Regions from separate parts of the Homo sapiens genome. Here region 2 is linked to region 1. Evidence: chromatin loops called from intact Hi-C (ENCODE). Cell type or tissue: GM12878. All regions are shown on one strand. Links, peaks and the distances in the headings refer to the core of each region. The heading gives the core; the rest is flanking DNA. Region 1 overlaps ZNF366 (zinc finger protein 366). Region 2 overlaps MRPS27 (mitochondrial ribosomal protein S27).

Region 1 (5,381 bases), core at 57-5,056:
GGGTGCCTCTGCAGCTGTTCAGTGCCTGGGTGGAAAGGAAACTTTTAATGGTATACTTTTGCAACTTATACTTCTATACACTGTAGATGACTTAGCTATTCAAACACTTGCATTAAAAATGTAAAAATTCATATTGGCTTTCAAACAGCAAACACTCAGACAAAATTAGACTTGGGATTCCCTTCCTTTTGAGCTCTGAAAAATTCTCTTGAGGCATTTTAATAGACTCCTTGATTTTTCTGCCCAAGGTCTTAAAAAAAATTTTTTTTTAAGAGACGGGGTCTCACTTTGTTGCCCAGGCTGGTCTTGAACTCCTGGCCTCAAGTGATCCTCCAGTCTTAGCCTCTGCCTAAGGTCTTTGGATGCTCCTGTCAGACTTCACCCAGGCTTTTTCTTTGGGCATACAGTTTTATGACCTAGGCTTGTATCATCAGGAAAATAAATACAAGCCACAGTAAAAACTCAGACTGTGAGGAACTGCCCTGCAGGTATTCACTCAGCAAACTGCTTCAAGTGTCTCTTCTGTGTCTGCACTATGCTGGGTGCCAGGAGGACAATGTCTTATAAACCAAAAACTAGGTTCAAGGAACTCACCATCTAGTGAAAGAAACTGACAACCAGATGTCGTGCAAAACATTTTAGGAGCTACTAGAGGAATATTGAACTGGTTGGTTGATTTACTGAACATGAGAGAACAAAAAGCAGAACTACATTTCCTTGACTAACATCAGAAACTATTTTCTTTCAAAATGTTCTTTTTTTGTGTGTTTTTATTTAATCATTAAAATGTCAGTTAAAACAACATGAAAAGGATGAAGGACTATCTTTGGATGTGAAGGATGAGAGAAAAAGTTTCCCCTTTCCCAACCAGTGCCACAGCCTTCCCTACCAGTGGGTTCTGTAGAACAGAGGAAGAATTTGGGGACTTGCAAAATTAGGCTGACCTTCAATTAACTGCATTAAGAAAGCCAGTAAGTATAAGTCCAAAAATGAACTGCAGTTAACCTTGAAATAAAGAAGAATCGGTTAGAAAGATTCATAGTAATTACAGAATTACACACTGCAAATATGATTAATCCAGTTTCTCCATTCCAGCCCTCCGAGTTTCTCCCTGGCTTCTTCCCCAGTGCTGAGAGGGCACTCTGGCGTGTCAAGGGTGAGCCCTGTAGATTTTGGCAATGTAAAGTCCTTCCCCGGGGCCCTAATGTAGTTGAGTTGCTTAAAAGCTGCTTTCAGGGTAAATGAAAAGTCCAGTCCTATTTGTACCACTGTAGAACCACACAATATCAAAGTGCAAATCATGCCCCAGCCCTCAGACAGAATCAGTCCCCCTTCCTCTCAACTCCCACAGACTATGCCCACACCCTCGAGGGAGCTTCCTCATGGGGTATTGCATAATCTAACCTCCCACAACACTGGGATCTCCTTGAAGCCAGGGACCATTTCCTAAACCTTTCTGCGTTGTCACTATCTTATACAATCACCAGTACTTAACATTTGTAAGTGATGGATTTTCAAATTGCTATAATTTGCTAGTCTTAAGAGAATTTTGTTCTGTTCTTTTACAATAAATAGTAGATAAAACTGCCTGGAATGTGGATATGAGGCTGGAGGAGGAGCAGCCATATTGGAACAATGAGGCAACAATGCTTCCTACCATGTATGGTCAAGAGGTAGAGGGAGATTGTCAGTGTGGAGCTCCTGTACCCACTTGGTGCTGGTCTTCTTGTTATTTGAGAAAATGAATCCTTTACTTGGTTAAGAAAATGTATTCAGAGTTCTGTGGCTTGCAGCGAAACACAATCCTTATCTGATATATAGAGCAAATCAAATGTCAATTCCTCTACCTGACTGTCAAAGTTCTCCATAATCAAGTCCAACTCTGTTCCCCTTCTCTCTAAAATCCTGTCAACTGCAGTCAGATCAGACTTTCACAATTAGCTACAAGAGGCATAATAATTCCTTCCTCGTTGCCTTTGTTTAGACTGATTGGCCATCCAGAAATGTTCTTTTCATTGACCCATTCCATTCTTCCCGGCTGAACTTAAGTTCAGCTTCTTCCCGGAAACCTTTGCTCCCTACTCAGTTATCTGTCTCTTGTTTCAAATCCTATGACATTAAACCCACTGATCCCCGGGTTAAATGTATGTTTTCCCCCTATATTGCACTCTGATTATTTTGTGTTTAGGTTTAGTGCTTAACCAGTGCTTAAGCTCCCTGCAGCCTAGGATTCATACTCTCTTCTGTCATTGCACCTTGCACTGTACTGGTCACCATGAAGATACTCAGTAGATATCCCTTGCTTGGTTGTGATCCTCTTACTATGCATTGCTATATCTGCCTTTGAAAAGAGGTTTGTCTGTGGCTTGAAGAGCACATGTGAATTTAGGTTGTATCTCCATCTGGCAAATTAATGTTGCCATTGGTTGCCAGTTCAGAATCAGAATGAATTAATTTGCCATGTGGAGAAATTTGCAGCAGCAAACATTATCATTATGGCTTATTTATTGCTGTGAGCACTATGTTGAATTTGCACATTGTTTAAAGAGCATTTGTTGGTACTGGAGATGAACCTTTAACCTCTTAAATCTATGTCTTTGGCCTCAAGAAGATGAGATCAGGAGTTTCTGACACTGTCTCAGAAGCACCACAAAGGCCAATTAAAAGGCTCAGAACTCTCAGGCTCCTGCACGGAGCTGGGGCAGCTAAGCCATCCTGAAAGTCTCCTTGGAGGGCTGTGGTTCTCCACTGCACACAAAGGAGAAAGGACAGGGGAGGGGGGAAAATGCCACTGTTGATTAAATCTGTGAGGGTTTAAGTATTCTTCCACTACATTGAAATAATCACAGGACTTATATCTTGGACAGGTTTGTATCTCTCTTTTGGGACTTAAACTGTGAAAATAAAAAAGGACATCAGAGTAAGGGAGGGAAAGTCCAAATTCAGAAAGGAAGGTTACTGTAATTTTTCAGTTTTCTATGTTAATTTTTTTAATAAGATTTCATCACATTCATAACCTTGCTTTCTTTTTCTTTGTCTCAAATGTACACCCATGCACACACACACACACACACACACAGACACACACACAAGCCATGTAAAGTAATCCAAGTTGCTTATTCTTTGTGTGTGCATTACATTAACAAAATAGGGGGTTCCCTTCAAAGATATAGTTCCCTTAGCAACCTTACTGGAATTTCCTTCTCTGTATGGAATCCTCCACATCTTTAACCACAGAATCCACTTACTATTTGGAATTCTAAGTCTGCCTTATTGAATAATAATTCCTAATTTAGGAATTACAATGACTCTTTATTTGGCATTTTAATCTCAATTTTTAAAAATTTAATTAGAAAGAAAGGAGGGGTAGCATAAAAGAATTGTTTCTCTTGAACTTTTCTGTCCAGGGTACAGATCTTGGGACAAACACCCACAGAAGCCTTTATAAAAGCCTATGAGGTGCTTTGGGAGCTTCTTTGAGGAGGCTCAATGTTGCTTACTGAGAACTCCACCCTGGAGTCTTGAGAAGAAAGGCCAGAGTTACCATCTTTGCTCTGACATGCAGGAGCTTATGAGCAGCAATCCTGAAGCCCGCAGCCTGAAGACCTTCCTGTAGGGCTCAGGGACCCAAAAGTGAGCAGAAAGCTGCCTTCACAGACTGGTCCCTGATGTATTTACTGCCCAACACAAGGAAGGCCCATGGTGGGTGGGAGAGAAGGGGGTCTTCTGCAAAGATCTTCCTTCTAAGGGAAGATGAAATGCCTTCCCTTAGAGGCTTGCTACCTCACTGGAGGAAACTCACTAAAGATCATAGGACCATAGATTTTCTAAGCTGGAAGGAACCTAAAAGGACTACAGAGGTAAGCCGCACTAAATTCTCTTAAACTTTCAGAGGCTTGGTTTCCACATTTATGAAACTCAACTGGTAATGCCTACCTTAGCAATTCATTCAATGAGACCATTATCTTGCAGAGGGCCTGTACAGAATAAGTGAGTTTTGATCTGCTTTTAGTACTATCAATATACAAGTCAGAAAACTGTATTCAATAGATGATGCTGATAATAGGATATCATGTTGGAGTGAGGTAGTCAAAGGAGTTCTGCTATTGATTTAATAGTAGGTAAAAGACAAAAAGACTGGAGCATTCTGAAACCAAATCACTGAGGGTAAGACATGCCCTCTAAGGTGGCTTCCAGCAACAGTGGTTGATTTGGGCTGATCTGCCCAATCAGAGGCTCTCATTGTCCATCAGCCCGTAAAATCTGGCCTCGGGGAACACGGTGACACCATGCCGTCATGAACAAGGAGCAGGATCTGTCTGACTGCAGCCCTGTTGTAGCACTGAGCTCACCACGTGTAAAGAAGCAAAGTATGACCCCATAACAATGATGCCCTGACCACTCTAAAGTTACAAATCTCTGCATCCCTGGCTGTCTCTTTCACAGCCTCAAGTTTTATTTTCCTGGTAGCACCATAAAAAAATTTCTTGGTCATTCATATGTTTATTATCTGACTTGCCCCACTAGATCCTAAGTTTCATAAGACCAGGTACCTGGCCTGTGTTCACTGTTGTATGTCTCTAGAAGAATGGCTGGTACATGGTAGGTCAGCACACGAGAATCACTTTGGAAGTTTTAAACATACAATGCCCCCTCCCTTAAAAAATGCAAACCTAGGCTCTTTCTTAGACCAAAATCACCTCAGGATCTCTTGGGTGGGAGTCAGGCATCGATGTTTTTTAAGAGCTCTGTATTGTAGGTGATTCTCATGGCCATCCTAGGCTGAAAAGTACTGTAGGGAGTACTCAGTGAATCTCTGTTCGATGTAAATGGAAGTCTCTACAATAAGGGAAGTGTGAATGGACATGGTGAGTGGGTGAGCATGGCAGCAGAGACATTCTGCTGGAAAAAGCCCTATGACTTGCAGTCATCCCTCCCTTTCCACCACCCACCCAGGATACTAATGGTGGGGTGTTGGAGGTGTGGAGAAAATTTTTCTGTATGTCAAGATTGAGTTGATGAGGCACAGCCATGGCAATGGCCATCTGGGGTCCAGGTAATCACAAAGGAAAAGTCCTGAACAGGTTATGCTCTCCCCTGGCAGCAGTGGGGAGTGCTCACAGGTGCACCATTTGTATGCATGTGAGCCCTGAGCGGAAGACTTCTCTCCATCCCACATCAAGACCCTGCCCAGCCACTTGGTGAGAAGCTGGGTTGGAGATACGGCTACCACCATAGGGATGGCTCTTCTAACCCACAAAGCTTAACAATGAGGAAGAGGGCAGGATGCTTTCTCTCTGCATGACTATGATACTTCTGAAAGGTCGGGCTGTGGGATTTTTTTTTTTCACTTCTGTCTTGGAAATCACCTCCATATGCTG
Region 2 (5,381 bases), core at 187-5,186, 180 kb before region 1:
CCAAACATGAACCTTGCTCAGAACAAGGAGAGTGTTCCACTGATTATAACTAGTTACCTATTTTTTCCTTTATCTTTAAACCCTGATATTATTTTCTTTATGTTCCAAACATGGGAACATATGGCTGAAAAAATGAAGACTCTGATGGCTAAAAAACTATTGCCCAGAACATAAACATCTAAATTTAGAGAACTCAGTCTTGCAACGATTTTTTCTACTTTGATTTAGCTCTGCTATGCAACAGTAAACCTATGATTCCTTTACCAACAAACTCTCCCTTCAAACCATAAAATCTCTGAGTATGCTCATTAACTATGGTCCAAATAAACAAATAAAAAGGATTATTCCAAACACAGATTCTATTCTAAAATAGAGACTCAGAGGCAAAAAAGAAAAAAAAAGCGTAGAAGACAATGCATGTTGTGAATATAATGAAAACCTCATAAAAGAAAGAGAGGAGAGTAAAAAGAGGGAGACTTTCTAAAAATGCCTAGCACTTCTGGACTTGACTTAGAAATCCATTAAGGGCATATAAAATGTGGTTCAAACACAGAACCTGAGCTTGAGAAACAGCTCTGATTGTTTGCTGTATGGCATAAACAGATGGCATAGCCCCTCTGGGACTTGGTTGCTCCATCTGCATAAATAGGATAAAGGCACTGGCCTCGAAGAGTATAAGGCACCAATGAGAAAATGTACATAAAAACTGTAAACCTTGAAGTACTACCTAAATAAATACCAGGTATTATGGCATACAGAAGTTTTACCCATCATGTAAGGGACGAAAAATGGCCTTTCCATTCTCCTCCAATATGCCAATTATGAGTCTATTAAATGTAACTTACGAACAGTAAAATTATTTCTCAACTAAAAGGCAGAAAGAAAGGACCAGGATTCAAAAGAAAGGTAATTTCTTTCCTCTCTCTCTTCCATATTTAACAATATTTTAAATTTTATGGTGCCATTAATTTCTGTAAAAAGTTTTCACAGCTAAAATCTCATTTTAGCATCCCATTATTCCCTGGGAGGAAGATGCAACCGTACCCATGCTGAAAATGAGAAAATTGAGAGGGATCTCATTGCCCAATGTCATGAAGTGAATTCATGTTAAAGACAAGCCCAGATATATTTGAAGCAGGCAACAGAAGAGAACCTAGATATCTGGGTTTGAATCTCAGTTTTTCCACGCTTACAAGCTGTGTGAACTTGGGAAAGTTATTAAACCATGTCTTACATAGACTGTTTATTGCATAGGGAGCAGTGAGAATTAAAAAAATAATGTATGTTAAGGAACTAATACATTCAAAACTGGCATAGAAGGTGCTCAGTAATGGTTACTATTCCTGATTCCTAACCTAACATTATTCTTCCACCCATCACTCTGCTGCAGTTTAACTTTAACATTAATATCCATTCTTTTACAGACTTTCTTGGCTACCAAAAACACTTCCAATACTAACGGGTAAATATCATTACTTTGAAGGATGTATCAACTTAAAAAAACTGATGGTATCATACAGCAGAATGTCATATCCTGGAAAAAATAAATCAGATACACAAAACTGATTACTGATATCAGAATCTGGTAAATGTATTAACTTTTATTTCAGCCAAAGAAATTTGCTATTACAGTATAAAATATCTATTAGTAACTATAAAAACTTACCATACTCTCAAAAATATTTCCTATGCAAACTATTTTTTATTTACACAGCCTCATCTACATGAAGGGCCTTTCTGGCTTTCTTCCTTGTTCTTGGAAAATATATATGTTAAAATTTTCTTACCCGTGATATTGTTAAAGAACTAACAGGCAACTTTCTCTCAAATGTTTTATCCATTAAAGATGCAAGATCAGCTGTGAAGACAAAAAAAGAAAAAAAACCTTGTTAAAGATACATATTTTTTTACAATTCTTGCCAGATGGCTGCCAACATGAAGTATTAAAAGAAACGTTCTTTCTTGCTTTTTAGAAATTATTTTTATATAAATTAAAGAGGAAAAAAGAATATTCTTTAAAACATTTTAAAAATGATTTAATTGGGTTGAGAATTATTTTAAAAAAACTTTTTACCATGTATTTAGCTTTTAAAAAAATGGATCAATTTGAAAACCTAGGAGATGCTATTCTGGACATCGGCCTTCAGAAAGAATTTATGACTAAGTCCTCAAAAGCAATTGCAACAAAAACAAAAATTGACAAGTGGGACCCTAATTAAACTAAAAACCATCAACAGGGTAAACAGACAATCTACAGAATGGGAGAAAATATTCACAAACTACGCATCCGACAAAGGTCTAACACCCAAAATCTGTACGGAACTTAAACAATTCAACAAGCAAAAACCAAATATCCCCATTAAAAAATGAGCAAAAGACATGAACAGATACTTCTCAAAAGACATACAAGCAGTCAACCAACATAGGAAAAAAATGCTCAACATCACTAACCATCAGAGAAATGCAAATAAAAACCACAATGAGATACCATCTCACACCAGTCAGAATGGCTATTATTAAAAAGTCAAAAAATAACAGATGCTGGCAAGGCTGCAGAGATAAGGAAATGCTTATACACTGTTGGTAAGAATGTAAATTAATTCAGCCACTGTGGAAAGCAGTTTGGAGATCTCTCAAATAACTTAAAACAGAGCTACCGAGACCATCCTGGCTAACAAGGTGAAACCCCGTCTCTACTAAAAATACAAAAAATTAGCCGGGCGCGGTGGCGGGCGCCTGTAGTCCCAGCTACTGGGGAGGCTGAGGCAGGAGAATGGCGTGAACCCGGGAAGCGGAGCTTGCAGTGAGCCGAGATTGCGCCACTGCAGTCCGCAGTCCGGCCTGGGAGACAGAGCGAGACTCCGTCTCAAAAAAAAAAACAAAAAAAAAAAAAACAGAGCTACCATTTGATTCAGCAATCCCATTATTAGGTACATACCGAAAATAAAATAAAACATTCTACCAAAAAGACATATGCACTCGATGTTCACCGCAGCACTACTCACCATAGCAAAGACATGGAATCAACCTAACAATGGTGAATTGGATACAGAAAATATGGTACATATACACCATGAAATACTACACAGCCATAAAAAAAAAAATGAAACCATGTCCTTTGCAGCAACATGGATGCAGCTGGAGGCCATTATCCTAAGTAAATTAACGCAGGAACAGAAAACCAAATACCACATGTTCTCATTTACAAGTGGGTGGTAAGCACTGGGTATACACGGACATAAATATGGGAACAGCAGACACTGGGGACTCCTAGAGGCAGGAGAGAGGGAAGGGGGCAAGGGCTGACAAACTACCTATGCTTAGTACCTGGATGATGGAATCACTTATACCCCAAACCTCAGTGCCATGCAATATACCCATGTAACAAACCTGCACATGTACTCCCTGAATCTAAAATGAAAGTGGAAATAAAGAAGTCCAATATAATTAGCTCATGAAAGAAAAAAATAAAAGAAAAAAAAAAAAGACCTGGGATGGGGAGGGGCGGGGAAAGGATCAATAAAATATTTCTGGAAGGAGACACAAGCAAGTGTATTTCCTGATAGGTTCCCCCCAAAAAAAGAAATTAGATGATGGGAGATCCAGGGAAGAAGACTCTTCATTGCTTACGCATTTATTCCTTTTGTATTTTGAAATATATTAGCTATATATCAGGTTATAGGTGTATATTAGCTATTCAAAACATTTAAAAATTGAAATTTATCAAGTGACTTTTATACCTACCCTGAACAAATCAGAGCAGCACTCTGGTTATCCTTAATGATTTTTGGCCTGAATGATTCCTATTTTGGTTCCTTCTAGCAGAACATCCATAGGAATATTTGGTATTTCTGAGATCACACTTTTATCTCAGAGTCTGAAAATATCTGAAATCCTAGGCAGCATACTCTCTAAAATGTTTACTTCACATCTTGTCATTGCTTTTCAAATTTACAATATCCTTTTTCCCCTTCTCCTCACTCTCAGCTCATGATTTTGTGTCTCATTTCACTGAGAAAACAGAAGCAATCCAAAGAGAACTTTATCCTTCTAGCATCATGTCTACCAGGTTACTAGCATCTGTGCCCATATTCTGTGTCCTCCATTCTGTTACAAAGGTTGAATGGTGTTAAACAAAAAAGCCCTCCCTTGCCCTCATATTTCCTACCATTATGGCTCCTTTTCTCTGCTCCTCTTAACAGCAAGACTGCTAAAAAGAGTCATCTTAGATACAGCTGTTACTACCTCCTGAGCTCCCAGTCTTCAACACATTCAACTGACACCAATAACCACTGCCACATTGTTAAAATCCAGTGGTTAATTTTCTGTTCTCATCTTACTTGACTTCTATCATTTGATACAGTTGACCATTCTATCCTTCACAAAATATTCTCTTTTTTCTCTCCTTCTTGTGTTCCTTTGCAGGATCTCCTCTTCTTGACTTCTAAACATTGGAGTGCCTCTAGGACTCTAGTAGACTGCAGACTTCCCTTCTCCATCTATGCTCGGTCCCTAGGTGATCTCATTCTCTGCCACGCCTTTAACCATTACCTACAGATGGTTGGCTCCACATGTACATACCTACCCTGTCTTCTCCCTTTAACTCCAGACTTGCATTTCCAATTACATAGGTGATATTTCCATCTGGGTGTCTAATAGGTATCTAAACATCACATGTTCTCTTATTTCCTCAACCTTCCACTTTCAATATGCTTTTCCTATCTCAGTAAATGACCACCACATTGGCTGGTTTACTGAGGCCAAAAATGTAGGCATCATCCTTGACCCCATTCTTTTCACACTCTATAACCAATTTGTCAATAAATCCTACAGGCTCTAGATTTGAAAAATAACTATATATTTCTCATCACCACTACTGCTAAGCCACCAGTATCTCTCATCTCCTGACCTTGTTTTAACTACTGTCCCCACCCTTATTATCTAATCTCCACCCAGCAGTCTGAGTGAGCATTTTAAAAGATAAATCAGCCAATCAGGATAAAAACCAATAAATGCTAATCTGTGTTGTTTTTCTGTCTCTTACACTAAAAATAAAATCCATATAATTACTAATATACACACTCTCAGTCCCTAGAACAGTTCCATAAAAGGCACCTAGTAAATACCTAAAGAAATGAATCAAAGGAAGAAAAGGAAGAAAGAAAAAAGCAATTGGGTTTCCAAGGTTTGTTTACTCCCTGGTGGAAGAAATTGGTATCAAGTAATAAGGACACACCAGAAATGATCAAGTAATAAGTATTTGTTGAAAACCTATTGTTGTGCATTTAACCATTTTTTCCTCTCTTTTTTCCCTGAGGGATTGATCTCAATGACTCAGTACCTACTGGGGGAAAACAACTTTAGAACTTTAGAACTTGATA

The links. Peaks named below come from ENCODE experiments on the same cell type or tissue, not always from the same donor. Only the 100,000 strongest peaks of a DNase experiment are listed, where the experiment ranks them.
Region 2: it touches region 1 in a loop (4-fold over the local background); 1 of 110 quality-filtered maps calls a loop at or near these places.

The regions. Positions count from the first base shown.
Region 1 is chr5:72,471,598-72,476,978 of GRCh38, forward strand. The region is part of intron 1 of ZNF366 (zinc finger protein 366); the gene reads right to left. Among named protein-coding and RNA genes, the nearest start is that of ZNF366, 33 kb to the right of the region's middle. In GM12878, for the core only: no CTCF peak of the experiment used is centred there; DNase peaks (open chromatin) are centred at 656 and 2,664; H3K27ac peaks cover 4,594 bases.
Region 2 is chr5:72,295,845-72,301,225 of GRCh38, forward strand. It overlaps MRPS27 (mitochondrial ribosomal protein S27), which reads right to left. Exons shown (of 11, transcript NM_015084.3): 3 at 1,788-1,858. Among named protein-coding and RNA genes, the nearest start is that of MRPS27, 22 kb to the right of the region's middle. In GM12878, for the core only: a CTCF peak has its summit at 3,243; a DNase peak (open chromatin) is centred at 2,385; H3K4me3 peaks cover 2,585 bases; H3K27ac peaks cover 4,307 bases.